Regions from separate parts of the Homo sapiens genome. Here region 1 is linked to region 2. The links are chromatin contacts, found by Hi-C or POLR2A ChIA-PET in ENCODE. All regions are on one chromosome and are shown on one strand. The core of a region is the stretch at or near the end of the contact, and the rest is flanking DNA. Distances in the headings are between cores, read along the strand shown.

What was found. Hi-C counts contacts between places; a loop is a spot of excess contacts on that map. ChIA-PET counts read pairs that join two places held with the same protein, here RNA polymerase II (POLR2A). Pooled maps may share reads with other maps.
Region 1: a loop to region 2 is called in a map of Right ventricle myocardium inferior, with 9 times the contacts of the local background. The contact joins the enhancer-like site here to the promoter of DET1 in region 2. A Hi-C loop is called at or near these places in 8 of 168 maps with a recorded cell type or tissue (KBM-7, Right ventricle myocardium inferior, dorsolateral prefrontal cortex and 4 more), 2 of 37 single-sample maps with no recorded cell type and 11 of 50 pooled maps. POLR2A ChIA-PET finds 5 or more read pairs at or near these places in 2 of 52 experiments (OCI-LY7 and WTC11).

The regions. Positions count from the first base shown.
Region 1 is chr15:88,494,354-88,501,324 of GRCh38, forward strand. No RefSeq gene overlaps it. Among named protein-coding and RNA genes, the nearest start is that of MRPS11, 30 kb to the left of the region's middle. RefSeq lists an enhancer at 2,326-2,826. Within about 2 kb of position 2,883, at least 2 of the 41 ENCODE cell types and tissues checked have a DNase peak (open chromatin) inside an H3K27ac peak, as active enhancers do; they include heart right ventricle, where a contact is called at or near this core.
Region 2 is chr15:88,544,428-88,551,593 of GRCh38, forward strand. DET1 (DET1 partner of COP1 E3 ubiquitin ligase) reads right to left here and starts at 2,254. Exons shown (of 5, transcript NM_001144074.3): 1 at 2,113-2,254. LOC124903547 (a long non-coding RNA gene) reads left to right here and starts at 2,158. Exons shown (of 2, transcript XR_007064748.1): 1 at 2,158-2,414; 2 at 2,533-2,906. RefSeq lists a silencer at 2,058-2,417 and an enhancer at 2,984-3,858.

The DNA.
Region 1 (6,971 bases), core at 1,633-4,132, 49 kb before region 2:
CTCCACCTCCCGGGTTCATGCCATTCTCCTGCCTCAGCCTCCTGAGTAGCTGGGACTACAGGCACCTGCCACCACACCCGGCTAATTTTTTTTTTTTTTTTTTTGTATTTTTAGTAGAGACGAGGTTTCACCATGTTTGCCAGGATGGTCTCGATCTCCTGACCTCATGATCCGCCCACCTCAGCCTCCCAAAGTGCTGGGATTACAGGCATGAGCCACCACGCCTGGCCTGAAGTCTAAGTTTGAATTCTGGCTCCAGCTTTGTGACTTTCAGAAGATTACTTACTTTCTCTGTGCCTGAATTCCTTATCTGTAAGATGAAGACAGTAACAATAGGCATTTCAGAGAGTTGAGTGGATCATAATTGACACACACAAAGAATTTTAGCACAGTGTCTGGTTCAAGTGCCCAAGAAGTGCTCACTGTTTTTAGCTCCCCTGCACTCCCCCTGGATGGGGCTTATAGATGCCTGCTTTAACTCAGGGCCTTCAGCTCCTCTGTTTGCACTCTAAGGAGGCCCAAAGGAATAGCTTTAGAACCCTCTTCAGAAAGTGTCCTGAAAACTATGAACGGACCTTAAGGATCTAGCGGCAAGACTATAAAATGAAAGGCCTGCACGCTAACTGTGACCCTGTCAGTGACTCCCTTGTCCTTGTTCTCTTACTGGTTTCCCAGTCTATGCAGTGGGAATCCTTTTGCCTAACCCTCATCACTCCAGCAGTAGAATAATTTTTTATGCTGTTTCCAGATGTGATCTGGAAAACTCAACCTTGGTACTAAAATACTAGTATCTGGGGGCTGCTGCCCTACAAAGGGAGCTCCCCCAGGATATCTGTGTTGCACAGCTGGCTCCAGAAGTCTGGCACAGGTGGGCTGATTGGCAGAGCCTCAGCAGCAATGCCCCTGTGAGGGAGGCTGGCCTTTGCTTCCAGTTAGAACTCAGAAAGTGTAGGACCACACAAACCCAGAAAGAGGTTCAAATGCTATGGGAACCAATCAAATGACAACGTCACTCAAAGGGTCTGAAAAATAGAACCATGGGGGTGAGCCCACTGAAGTCACTGTATGGGTGAACCAAGGCCCTGGACTGGAAACTGCTGGGAGCCTGTGAATTAGGTGGCCTCGGAGACCTTGCAAGCACTACTTCAGTGTGAGGTTGCAGTGTAAGTCTGCCTGCAGTTCTGTGCTACCTGCAGCACTGAGTGGCCACAGCCCAGCCACTCTTTTGTATTTTCTGAGGAAGGTGTGGAGAGAACACAGCCCTCCACCGTCTTCCTCTGCACTTCCACCCCCAAGCCAGAATCCTGTTGTCCTGTGGCTCACACAATATAAAAAACACACACCTAGAAGGTGTCTGCAGGCTGAGACAGGCCGATGTTGCCAGCACAGCAGGAGAATTGAGAGGTGGTAGCTTCCTATTTTCACTTCATCAATAAGCAGCAGCTGGAATGGAAGCCAGACCAAAGGCTGTCATCTCCTATAGTCTCTCCAGAAATGGAAAAAGCTAGTACTTTCTCACCATGGGTAGAATGACTTGAAAATGCCAAATTAACCCTTCAAACATGCACTTGTGCCCAGCCTGACTGAAGGAGAGGCTCTCTGGAGAGGGCAGCCTAGCCTGGCACTTGACAAGTGCTTTCTGTTGTGGATGGCTCACTACATATTAGACCCTGGCCAGACATGAAGTCTCTCATTTCATCCTCAAAACCACACTCAGCAGTCAGTATTATTATGCCTGTTTACAGATGAAGAAACTGAGGCTGAGACAATACAGCAGGGTCAGAGAGCTGAGGAAGCATGGAGTCAGAATTCTAGAGACCAAATCTTAGGCAACTCACCAGCCTCCCTCCCTTGGTGAGTGTGATGAATTCTGTCCCTCCGGCACTCTCCCTCTCTCGCTCCTACTCCCCTCCCCTCTGCTTCATCTGGGCATTGGGTCACAGAACTCCTCTGCCTCAGGTTTGCAGGGGTCCTCGCCTCCTTCACTATCCAACCTGGCCCCAAAGACAGCATGTGCTCATGACAACAGCTCAGGCTTCAGAATCAGACTCGATTCAAATCCTGATTTTACATCCACCATGTGTGTTATTTAGGGCAAGTCTCTGAGCCTCAATGTTCTCATCTGAAAACAGGAATATTATTGTCTCCTTCACAGAGCTGTCGTTTAGATTGACGGAAATGTCTGACGACTCCCTAGGACAGGTGCCCAGAGAGGGCAGCAATGCAGGCACGTGACAGTTCTCAACAGAAGCTTCGGAAGCAGAGACCACGCAAGCTCAAATCCTAACTCTTCCACTCAGTAACTGAGGGCTGGTAACTGAGCGGTCCGGAAACACCTCTTGATTTACTTCATGGGGTTGCTGTGAGGATTTCAGCAGTTAATACAGTGAGAACACCATGCTTGGCACACAGTTACTGCTCAAAACACTCCCCTGGGTGACTCGGTGGCTCTCATGATACCAGTTGCATGCTCTGCCTCTGGCTCCTCAAGCTTGATCTCCAGTCTCAAGGTCTGGCTCTCCAGGTTCATTACCTGCCTCTCCCATGCATGTTCCCACTGGCTATCTTCTCATGAGCACCACAAACCGTGTCCGGCATCTCTCCTTCCCAACTGGCCTCTTCGTGGCTCCCCAGTCTTGGCTGGGCACCATCTTCCCCCACCTGCTGACTCATCCCTGACTTTGTCCTTCCCTTGGTCGCCCGTGTACAACTGCTCACTCTCTATATCATGCCCATCCATCGCATCCTCCCCATCCCTTGACCACTGCCAACCCACCAGCACTCCTGACCATCCACCCTGGGGCACAGGGCACTGAGGCCTGGTCAGGTGTAGAGGGGACGGTACCCTAGGCTGGGACAGGCCACGTGCGATAGTGCCCAGCACACTGAGAGCTCCGTCTGAGAGGCAGCAGCTTGGACGGAAGCTGAGATCTCTGCCAGCCAGGTTGTCCAACAATAGCTGTCCCTGATTGAGCACTGACTGTGCCAGCACTGTGCCAAGCCTCCGCTGATATTATCAAGTCCAGCTGCCAGTTATAAGAAGCTAGTGAGGGTGGGAGAAGCAGGAACAAAGTGGGCAGAGGAAGCAGTAAGAACGCAGGCTGAATGCAAACAGCAGAGGCCGAACTTAGGGCAGTTTCTGCACCTCTGAAAGTCTGTTCCTCCCTTTCATCAGGTCTCCCTTGCCTACAGGGTGGGAGGGAGGAGTTCAGGAGTCTCCTACGCATAGATGATTTACTTCCTATGTGACTGTAAAGGCCTCTTTTCTAGACCTCCCTGCTTCCTGCATCAAATCCATTCTGTAGCCAGGGTAATCTGAAAACACAAATCTGACAAATGGCTTCACCAATTAAACTCTTCAAGGACTCTCTAAACGCAAAAGCTCAGAAGGCTGACAAGGCTCTTCACGATCTGCTCCCCACTGCCTCCCTGGCCACCCCAATGGGGGCACTTAGCTTTAAGCAAGGTTTTGTTTGCTGGTCCCCAAGCATGCCAAACTCTGTCGTGCCTCCATGCGTCTGTACCTCACTGCCTCTGGCTGGAACACCCTTCTCTTCCCATTCCTCCACCTCTCCCCTGTTGTCATCAGGCTAACTCCTCTCATCCTTCAGAATTTTCACCTCAGGTGATATCTTTGCCAGAAGCCTTCCTCAACCCCCCAGTCTAGGTCAGATACCCAAGGTCTCTGTGCTCCCCCAAACCTTGTGCAACTGTCACCTAATTTCAGTGAATCCCCCCAGCCCATTTACTTGTCTGTCTCTGAACCTGGTCCATAAGCTCAGGGAGTCCAAAGACCACACTGTATTGATCTTTTTAGCCTAGTGCCTAGCTCAGGGCCAGATACTCAAAAGAAACTCAATAAATGTTTGTGGAATGAATGAATAAATACGAGGTGGCCCCTGCAGACACAGCCATGCTCACCATTGTGGCTAGAGAAGGACACAGGAATCTCACACTCAAACAGGGTTGAAGGAGTGAGGAGGGGACTGTGTAAGCTGGAGAGCACACATGCTCAGTCTAAAGGGGGCCCCGATTATTGGCATGTGGGACTGTTAGGCTTCCTGACAGCAACATGAAAAAGCAGGATATTCTTTAAAACTTCAAAACTGCAAACATACCAAATAAAGCATGTCAGTGTGCAGCACCTCATCTCAAGGCCTCCAGTTTGCAACCTCTGCAGAAGCACTTGGGAGGAACCAGCCTGGTCTGAAGTCTAGTCTCTGAGCAGCCATCTCTCAAACCTGGTGAGGAAGGCAAGTTCAGACTCACAGTGGTGGCTGCTTTGGATATCTGCCATCACACTCTCTCTTTCCAAGGGCCCTAGTTAGCCAGTTAGCCAGTCACCTAGGATGAGGCTGAAGCTCCCCTTGCTCCTCTTGCACAAGGTGGTGTGGTGTCAGGGCCTCCGATACCCGCCCTCCCTAGTCCATCCTGAAAGGCAGGCCTCCCAACTGGGGCTGAGGTCATTCCCTCTTCCTCAAAGTCTCTCAGCTGTACCTTAAAATCCCAGTGGACTTTTCCAGGCCATGTTGCTCTGTCTGTGTTATAGCTGGTCACATTCTGTCTGCTCTAATCATGAACCTGAAGGAGAGGAGTGGTGGAGCTCCTGAACCGCTAGTAGGCAGTTCAAGGATCAAGAGGTTCAGTACCACAGCTGGCAGGAATAACAAGTTCAGACCACCCTCTTCTGAAGAATTAGCCCCAGACCCAAGGACACCCCTGCCTCCACCCCAGGCTATGACAGCAGGTGAACTGGCCACCCCCTCGTCTGGAGAGAAAGGGCCCTAGAGCAATCATGTGAGTACTTCATGTTGCTAGGGAGCAACAGGCAGCAGCTGGCTGAGAAATAAGTCGTGTCCTTGGGAAAGCATGTTCCTGGCCACTAATTAAATGCTGCTGCACCATCTCCTCCTTCAGGGAGCTATAGAAATGTGCTGAATTAATGCAGATGGGAGCAGCTGGTTCACAAGCCTGCTAAGCCTCCTCCTGTCTCTGCGCAAAGGAAAGGCTCAGGGGGCAGGAATGAAATTGCTAAACCCCTGGGAGGCTGGTAAAGAAAATCTGGCCTCAGACTACTCAGTTCAACTAGCCCACAGAGTGTCTACCTAATACCACCTCTACTGCTGCAGGTGAATTCATCTGTTAAATACTTTTAAGAAAATCTCATTAAATGCCACTTCTGGGTATATGCCCAAAATAATTGAAAGCAGGCTCTCCAAGAGATAGTTACACATCTATTGTTCATCACAGCACTATTCACAAGAGCCAAGAGGTGGAAGCAACCCAAGTGTCTATTGATGGGTGAATGGATAAACAAAAGGTGGTATCTACCCACAATGGAGTATTATTCAGCCTTAAAAAGGAAGGAAATTCTGACACACGCTACAACATGCATGAACTTTGAAGACATGATGCTAAGTGAAATAAGCCAGTCACAAAAGGACAGATACTAGTGTTCCACTTATATGATTACTAGAGTAATCAAATTCATAGAGACAGAAAGTAGAATGGCGGCTGCCAGGGTCTGTGGGGAGGGAGAACAGGGAGTTGTTGTTTAATGCGTATGGAGTTTCAGCTTCGCAAGATGAAAGTTCTGGAGACTGGTTGCATAACCACCTGAATGTACTTAGCACTACTGAACTCGCAGTGGTATTACACTTGGAAATAGTTACAATGATAAATTTTATGTTTTTTTACTGCAATGAAAAAGATTTTCTTAATTCATGTTCACAGTGAAAAAAAATTACAAAGATAAAGGGAAATGTCTATCTTCCCTCACTTCCATGCCCACTTCCCAGAGAAAACCATTAATAGTCTTCTGCATCCTTTCAAAAGCATTCTATGACTCTACAAGCATGTATGTATTTATATGCAGACTGACTTTAAGTTCAGCACGGTTTAGTTTTTTCTTTACACGAAAAATAGCATCATGCTAAACACAGTTCAACTAATGTCTCAGAGAGCTTTCCAAATCAGTATGTACAAATTTGCCTCATTACTTCTAACAGCTCTATCAGATCCCATTGTATGGCTGTCTGACGATGTATGTAGTCTGTTTTCTACCGATGCACATTTAACAGTTCCCACTTTTTCATAAAAAGTTGCAATGAACATATGTCTTGTTCACATACACAAATGTTTTGCCCTGACACATTTATCATTTTTTTCTTCTGATACCTTTGGTATTGACACATAGAGTTAGAATTTAACTGGGTTAAAAGTTATATGCATTTTTTAACATATTGCTTTTTTGTCTTTCAAGAAATCTGAACCAACTTACTCTCCCACCAACAGTGGGTGAGCACCCTACATCCTTGTCAATACTAGGTCATCAAACATCTTTAACCCTTGCTAATCTGATGGGTGAAAAATAAATATTATAAACAATTGTCATGTGGTTGTTGACCATGTTTATTTATTTTTTTCTGGGAACACTCTGCTAATAACATAGTCCATTTTTTCTTTTGTAGTGTTCATATTTTTATTAGATATTTATAGGATGTTTTGTAGTAAGGAAATCAATCCTTTGCTAAAGGTGTTGTCGTTTGACTTTGTTTTGTTTTTGCTTTTTTGCCACGCATAAATTTTCATTTGTGGGATTTTTATGGGACTTTTCCCCCCTAGAAGGGGCTTTCTCACTGCAAAATTATAAACAGAAACCCAGAAGACAATGGCACCCCGGCTATCACAAGTCCATTTTGCATACTTGTTTTTCTCTGACCTTGGTCCCTGTTGCTTGCCTCTCCCTGAGTCCTTCCAGCATGAGAGACACAGAAATGTTCCTGCATCTGGCTCCAGATTTCTCCATTCTGCCTTTTTAGGAAACTCAATATTTTTCTAACATGTTTCTTAACCTTCTAAAATGTATCCCCTCATTTGATAACTAGGTAAACCTCATGTTCTTCTAAGATTTTGAGGGGATGTACCCCAGTTATGAATCACTGCCTTCTGCATAACCTCATCAGACAAGA
Region 2 (7,166 bases), core at 1,004-3,503:
GGCAGAAATATCACAAGCTAATTTATTACAGTACCTACAATCTCCCCAACAGGTACAAGATATCACCCTGCCACTTGTTCAAGGAAACCATCCCAATCCAATTCCTAACCAGACGGGGTCCTGCCATTCGTTCCAGCCAGGAGAACTAGTGTTTGTTAAAAAGTTTCAGAAACAAGGACTCACTCCTGCTTTGAAAAGACTTCACACCGTCATCCTCACGCCAATGGCTCTGAAGGTGGATGGCATTCCTGCTTAGATTCATCACTCCTGCATCAAAAAGGCCAACAGAGCCCTACTAAAAACAGGGGTCCCCAGGCCTCGGTCAGGCCCCTTCTAAAACTGTGCCTAAGTCAGGACGTGTATTTGCAAACACCACTTGGAGGGCCGGTACCTCTAAGGAAGTCTCCTTTGCAGTTGATTTTATGTATACTGTTCCCAAAGCCAGCCTGTACCCACGAAGAGCAACACAATCTGCTTGTCCCAAAAGCAGGAAGTGTCGACCTTGTAGCAGGATTTGGGTGCTCTGGGAGCCAAACTGGATGTGTGGAAGTGCCAAAGGTGCAGAAAAAGAACTCCAAAATGTTGACTTTTACCTCTGTCCTGGGAATCACCCTGACGCTAGCTGTCGAGATACTTATCAGTTTTTCTGCCCTGATTGGACATGTGTAAACTTAGCCACCTACTCTGGGGGATCAACCAGATCTTCATTCGGTAACTCGTGCTTCTCATCCTAAATTATGTACTAAAAAAAAAATTGTAATCCTCTTACAATAATATTACGGCATGTCATGGAAATTAACATTTTATATTCCAGGATTTGATGTTGGGACTATGTTCACCATCCAAAATAAATAAATAAATAATAGAAATAAAAATCCTGGTCTCATGGAGCCCACCCAAGCCAATCGGGCCTTTAACTGCTCTAGGTGACCCTATGTTCCAGAAACCCCCTGACAAAGTTGATTTAACTGTTCCTCCACCATTCTTAGTCATAAAAGATACCCTCCAAAAAGTTCGAGAATATCTAGATAGGCAACAACAGGAACGAGAAAATAACATCCCCTGGTATCAAAACATGTTCCACTGGAACCCCTGGCTAACTACTTTAATCACTGGGTTAGCTGGACCTCTCCTCATCATACTATTAAGTTTAATTTTTAGGCCTTGTATATTAAATTGGTTTCTTAATTTTGTAAAACAATGCATAGCTTCTGTCAAACTTATGTATCTTAAGACTCCCCTTGTTAAAACTGAGGAATCAATGATTTGATTCCCCAAAAACACAAGTGGGGAATGTAATGCCCAACCTGGTTTTTACTAACTCTGTTTTTAGACTCTCCCTTAGCTAAGAGAGCCAGACAGACTCCATCTTGGCTCTTTCACTGGCAGCCCCTTCCTCAAGGACTTAACTTGTGCAAGCTGACTCCCAGCACATCCAAGAATGCAATTAACTGATAAGATACTGTGGCAAGCTATATCCACAGTCCCCAAGAATTCATCTGATTGATAACACCCAAAGCCCCACGTCTATCACCTTGTAATAGTCATAAAGCCCCTGCACCTGGAACTGTTTACTTTCCTGTAACCATTTATCCTTTTAACTTTTTGACTACCTAACTTCTGTAAAATTGTTTTAACTAGACCCCCCCTCCCCTTCCTAAACCAAGGTATAAAAGTTAATCAAGCCCCTTCCTCAGGGCCGAGAGAATTTTGAGCGTTAGCGGTCTCTCGGTCACCGGCTAATAAAGGACTCTTAATTCGTCTCAAAGTGTGGCGTTTTCTCTAACACCCCTGGGTACAACACACTAACTCACTGTGTGGTACTAAGTCCTTTACCCTTGCTGGGTCTCAGTTTCCCTATGGGAGAAGGTGCACATGTCCCTCAATTCCTTGCGACGGCCTCTAAACCAGAAGGGGATGCCAAGGGGCGGGCACACATACCCAAAAGGGCGCCCCCGGAAAGAAAAGCCTGGGGCGGGGCCTCAAAGGGAAGAGAATGCTGAGGGAGGGCGGGGGCCGCGGGGCCTCTGGGCATCAGCGTCATGCAGGGAGGAGCCTGCCGGGGAGGGTCTGACGGGCTTGGAGGCTGGGCCAAAAATGGTAAGTCCTCACCTGTCTGGTCCGGGCTCAAAGAGCCAGGGCGAGGGATGCCCCAGCCTGTTCTGTGCGCGCCTCCCCCTGCCCCGCCCCCGCCATGCCCCAGGACTCCTGCACCCGCGGCTGCACGTTCCCGTTTCCGCCAGCCACCGGAACTGCGGCCCAGCAAAAAGGGAAGTAGGGGAGAGCACGGCACTGTTCAGCCAACACTAAGAGACAGGTACAGCGCACCCTTGTGCCCGGAGGAAGGATCGAAGCCGTAGAGGCTCCATGGCTCCGAAGGAAAAATTAAAATGGCACCTAACCTGGCAATCTCTGTGAGTCCCAATGGCAGTGTCTCTGCACCTGCTGGGCACATTTGAAAAAATATGAATAGAATTAATTTTTCACCTATTGATTAGATGCTGAGAAACTTCCTACTCTGTTATCTTCTAGATGGCGAGCACCTTGAAGACTGAGATTGTATTGATCATCTCTGACTAACAGGGAATTTGCCTTGCTAGTTTTAAGATGGAGTTGATTTTAAAATGATGTCACTCTGGCTCTCGTAGGCTCCTGCTTCCCTAACAAAAAGACCTTCAACATCATTAATTATCAGAGAAATGCAAATCAAAACAATGAGATACTACTTCATACCCCTTAGGATGGCTATAATATCTTTAAAAGGAAGATATCACATACTGGTGAGGAGGTGGAGAAATCAAAAGCCTCATACACTGCTGCTGGGATGGGTGCAGTCACTTTCATGGGCGTCCGTGTGAAGAGACCACCAAACAGGCTTTGTGTGAGCAATAAAGCTGTTTATTTCACCTGGGTGCAGGTGGGCTGAGTCCGAAAAGAGAGTCAGCGAAGGGAGATAAGGGTGGGGCTGTTTTATAGGATTTGGGTAGGTAAAGGAAAATTACAGTCAAAGGGGGCTTGTTCTCTCACGGGCAGGAGTGGGGGTCGCAAGGTGCTCAGTGGGGGTGCTTTTTGAGCCAGAATGAGCTAGGAAAAGGACTTTTACAAGGTAATGTCATCACTTAAGGCAAGGACCGGTCATTTACACTTCTTTTGTGGTGGAATGTCATCAGTTAAGGTGGGGCAGGGCATACTCACTTCTTTTGTGATTCTTCACTTATTTCAGGCCATCTGGGCTTATATGTGCAAGTCACAAGGGATGCGATGGCTTGGCTTGGGCTCAAAGGCCTGACATTCCTGCCTTCTTATATTAATAAGAAAAATAAAAATAGTGTTGAAGTGTTGGGGCGGCAAAAATTTTTGGGGGGTGGTATGGAGAGAGAATGAGCGATGTTTCTCAGGGCTGCCTCAAGCGGGATTAGGGGTGGCGTGGGAACCTAGAGTGGGAGAGATTAAGCTGAAGGGAGGTCTTGTGGTAAGGGGTGATATTGTGGGGATGTTAGAAGAAACATTTGTCATATAGAATGATTGGTGATGGCCTGGATATGGTTTTGGATGAATTGAGAAACCAAATGGAATAACAAAAGGAGAAAAACAGGTATAAAAGGTCTAAGAATTGGGATGACTCAGGATATCTGATTAGAGAGTGCCTAAGGAGATTCAGCATAGTCCTGCCAGCAAAGATTATTTATTTACTTCAAGAGTTAAGAGTGGCAGTTTGTGGATAGCACCTGGAGATATCAGCTGTGATGGCTTAGAAAAACAATGTAAACAAGAGCAGGGCAGTGTAAACAAGAGCAGGGCATGTATGAGTAGTTGAGAACGGTGAATAGGAGTATGACTAGACAGAAGATAGCAGGGATGACAAGTTTTTTTGGGGCACAGTCTAAGTTGGTCTGGTGTCTGGAATAAGACTGGGGCCTAATAAAAAGGAGCATCTATACAGGAGCTTAAATGGGCTGTACCCTGTAGCATTCTGAGGACAGGCCTGAATTCTGAGAAGGGAAAGTGGTAAAAGTATTGTCCAGTCCTTTTTAAGTTGGTGGCTGAGCTTGGAGAGGTGTGTTTTTAAAAGACCTTTAGTCCATTCTACTTTTCTTGAAGACGGAGGACTGTAAGGGATATAAAGGTTTCACTGAATACTAAGAGCCTGAAAAACTGCTTGGCTGATTTGACTAATAAAGGCTCGTCTGTTATCAGACTGTATTGAGGTGGGAAGGCTAAACTGAGGAATTATGTCTGACAGAAGGGAAGAAATGACTGCGGTGGCCTTCTCGGACCCTGTAGGAAATGCCTCTACCTATCCAGTGAAAGTGTCTACCTGAACTAAGAGGTATTTTAGTTATCTGACTCAGGGCATGTTGAGTAAAGCTAAGTTGCCAGTCCTGGGTGGGGCAAATCCTCGAGCTTGATGTGTAGGGAAGGGAGGGGGCCTGAATAATCACTGAGGAGTAGTAGAAAAGCAGATGGAACACTGAGAAATTATTTCCTTGAGGATAGATTTCCACGATGGAAATGAAATGAGAGGTTCTAAGAGGTGGGCTAGTGGCTTGTACTATAGCATAACCTGCCTTTGCTGGTGTGTGGCGATTAGGCCTGGTGGAACCACCTTCAATAAATCAAGCGTGATCAGGGTGAGGAACAGGAAAGAAGGAAATTTGGGGAAATGGGGTGAATGTCAGGTGGATCAGAGAGATACAGTCATGGGGGTCAGGTGTGGTATCAGGAATAATGTGGGAGGCCGGATTGAAGTCTGGGCCAGGAACAATGGTAATTGTGGGAGACTCAACAAAGAGTGAGTACAGCTGAAGGAGCCAGGAAGCAGAAAGCATATGCGTCAGGTATGAGGAAGAAAATAGATTTTGGAAGTTACGAGAACTGTAGAGAGTGAGTTGAGCATAGTTTTTGATTTTGAGGGCTTCTAAAAGTATTAGGGCAGCAGCAGTGGCTGCATGGAGACATCATGGCCAGCCTAAAACAGTAAGGTCAAGTTGTTTGGACAAAAAGGCTACAGGATGCGATCCTGGTCCTTATGTAAGAATTCCAACTGCACAGCCCTGCACTTCAGCTGTGTGGAATGAAAAGGGTTGGGATGAGTCAGGGAGAGCTAGAGTGGGGCAGTTTCTAAAGCTGTCTTCAAGGAACGGAAAGAGGAGTGGGGAAAGGATTTAGGATCTATGGGGTCAGCTAGGTTTCCTTTTGTGAGCTTATATAATGGTTTTGTTAGGATGGCAAAACCAGGTATCCAAAGGTGAAAGTATCCAACCATGCCCAGGAAGGAAAGGAGTTGTTGTTTTGTAGAAGGGGTTGGGGTTTGAGAGATCAGTCGGACATGATTGGCAGGGAGAGCACGTGTGTTTTTATGAGAATTATGCCAAGATAGGTAACAGATGAGGAAGAAATTTGGGCTTGATTGAAGTAATGGGGGCTGTCTGTGAAGCTTTGCGGCAGTACAGCCTAGGTAATTTGCTGAGCTTGATGGGTGTCAGGGTCAGTCCAAGTGAAAGCGAAGAGAGGCTGGGATTAAGGATGCAAAGGAATAGTAAAGAAAGCATGTTTGAGATCTAGAACAGAATAATGGGTTGTAGAGGCAGGTACTGAGGATAGGAGAGTATATGGGTTTGGCACCATGGGGTGGATAGGCAAAACAATTTTGTTGATAAGGTGCAGATCCTGAACTAACTTGTAAGGCTTGTCTGGTTTTAGGACAGGTAAAATGGGGGAATTGTAAGGAGAGTTTATAGGTTCTAAAAGGCTATGTTGTAGCAGGCGAGTGATAACAGGCTTTAATCTTTTTAAAGCATGCTTCGGGGTGGAATATTGGCACTGAGTGGGGTAAGGGTGATTAGGTTTTAATGAGATGGTAAGGGGTGCATGATCGGTTGCCAAGGAGGGAGTAGTCGTATCTTATACTTGTGGGTTAAGGTGGGGGATACAAGAGGAGGATGCAAAGGAGGCTTTGGATTGGGAAGAAGGGAGGCAATGAGATATAGCTGTAGTCCAGGAATAGTCAGGGAAGCAGATAATTTAGTTAAAGTGTCTCAGCCTAATAAGGGAACTGGGCAGGTGGGGATAACTAAAAAGGAGTGCTTAAAAGAGTATTGTCTAAGTTGGCACCAGAGTTGGGGAGTTTTAAGAGGTTTAGAAGCCTGGCCGTCAATACCCACAACAGTTATGGAGGCAAAGGAAACAGGCCCTTGAAAAGAAGGTAATGTGTAGTGGGTAGCCTCCATATTGATTAAGAAGGGGACGGGCTTACCTTCCACTGTGAGAGTTACCCAAAGCTCGGCATCCATGATGGTCTAGGGGGCTTCTGAGGCGATCGGACACTGTCAGTCTTCAGCCGCTAAGCCGAGAAGATCTGGGAAGGAGTCAGTCAGAGAGCCTTGGGCCAGAGTTCCAGGGGCTCTGGGAGTGGCTGCCAGGTAAGTTGAACAGTCCGATTTTCAGTGGGGTCCCACACAGGTGGGACGCAGCTTAGGAGGAATCCCAGGCTGCGGGCATTCCTTGGCCCAGTGGCCAGATTTCCAGCACGTGTAGCAAGCTCCTGTGGGAGGAGGTTCTGGAGGAATGCCTGGCCGCTGCACTTCAGGTGTTTGGAAGTTCTTATGTGCTGGAGATGTGGCTGGGGTTTGTCTCGCAGTGGAGGCAAGGAATTGCAACTTTTTTCTATTATTGTACACCTTGAAGGCGAGGTTAATTAAATCCTCTTGTGGGGTTTCAGGGCCGGAATTTAATTTTTGGAGCTTTATTTAATGACGGGAGCAGATTGGGTAATAAAATGTATTTTGAGAATAAGACGGCCTTTTGACCTTTTAGGGTCTAGGGCTGTAAAGTGTCTCAGGATTGCTGCCAAACAAGTCATGAACTGTACTGGATTTTTTTTTTTTTATTTTATTATTATACTTTAAGTTTTAGGGTACATGTGCACAATGTGCAGGTTAGTTACATATGTATACATGTGCCATGCTGGTGCGCTGCACCCACTAACTCGTCATCTAGCATTAGGTATATCTCCCAATGCTATCTCTCCCCCCTCCCCTCACCCCACAACAGTCCCCAGAGTGTGATGTTCCCCTTCCTGTGTCCATGTGATCTCATTGTTCAATTCACACCTATGAGTGAGAATATGCGGAGTTTGGTTTTTTGTTCTTGCGATAGTTTACTGA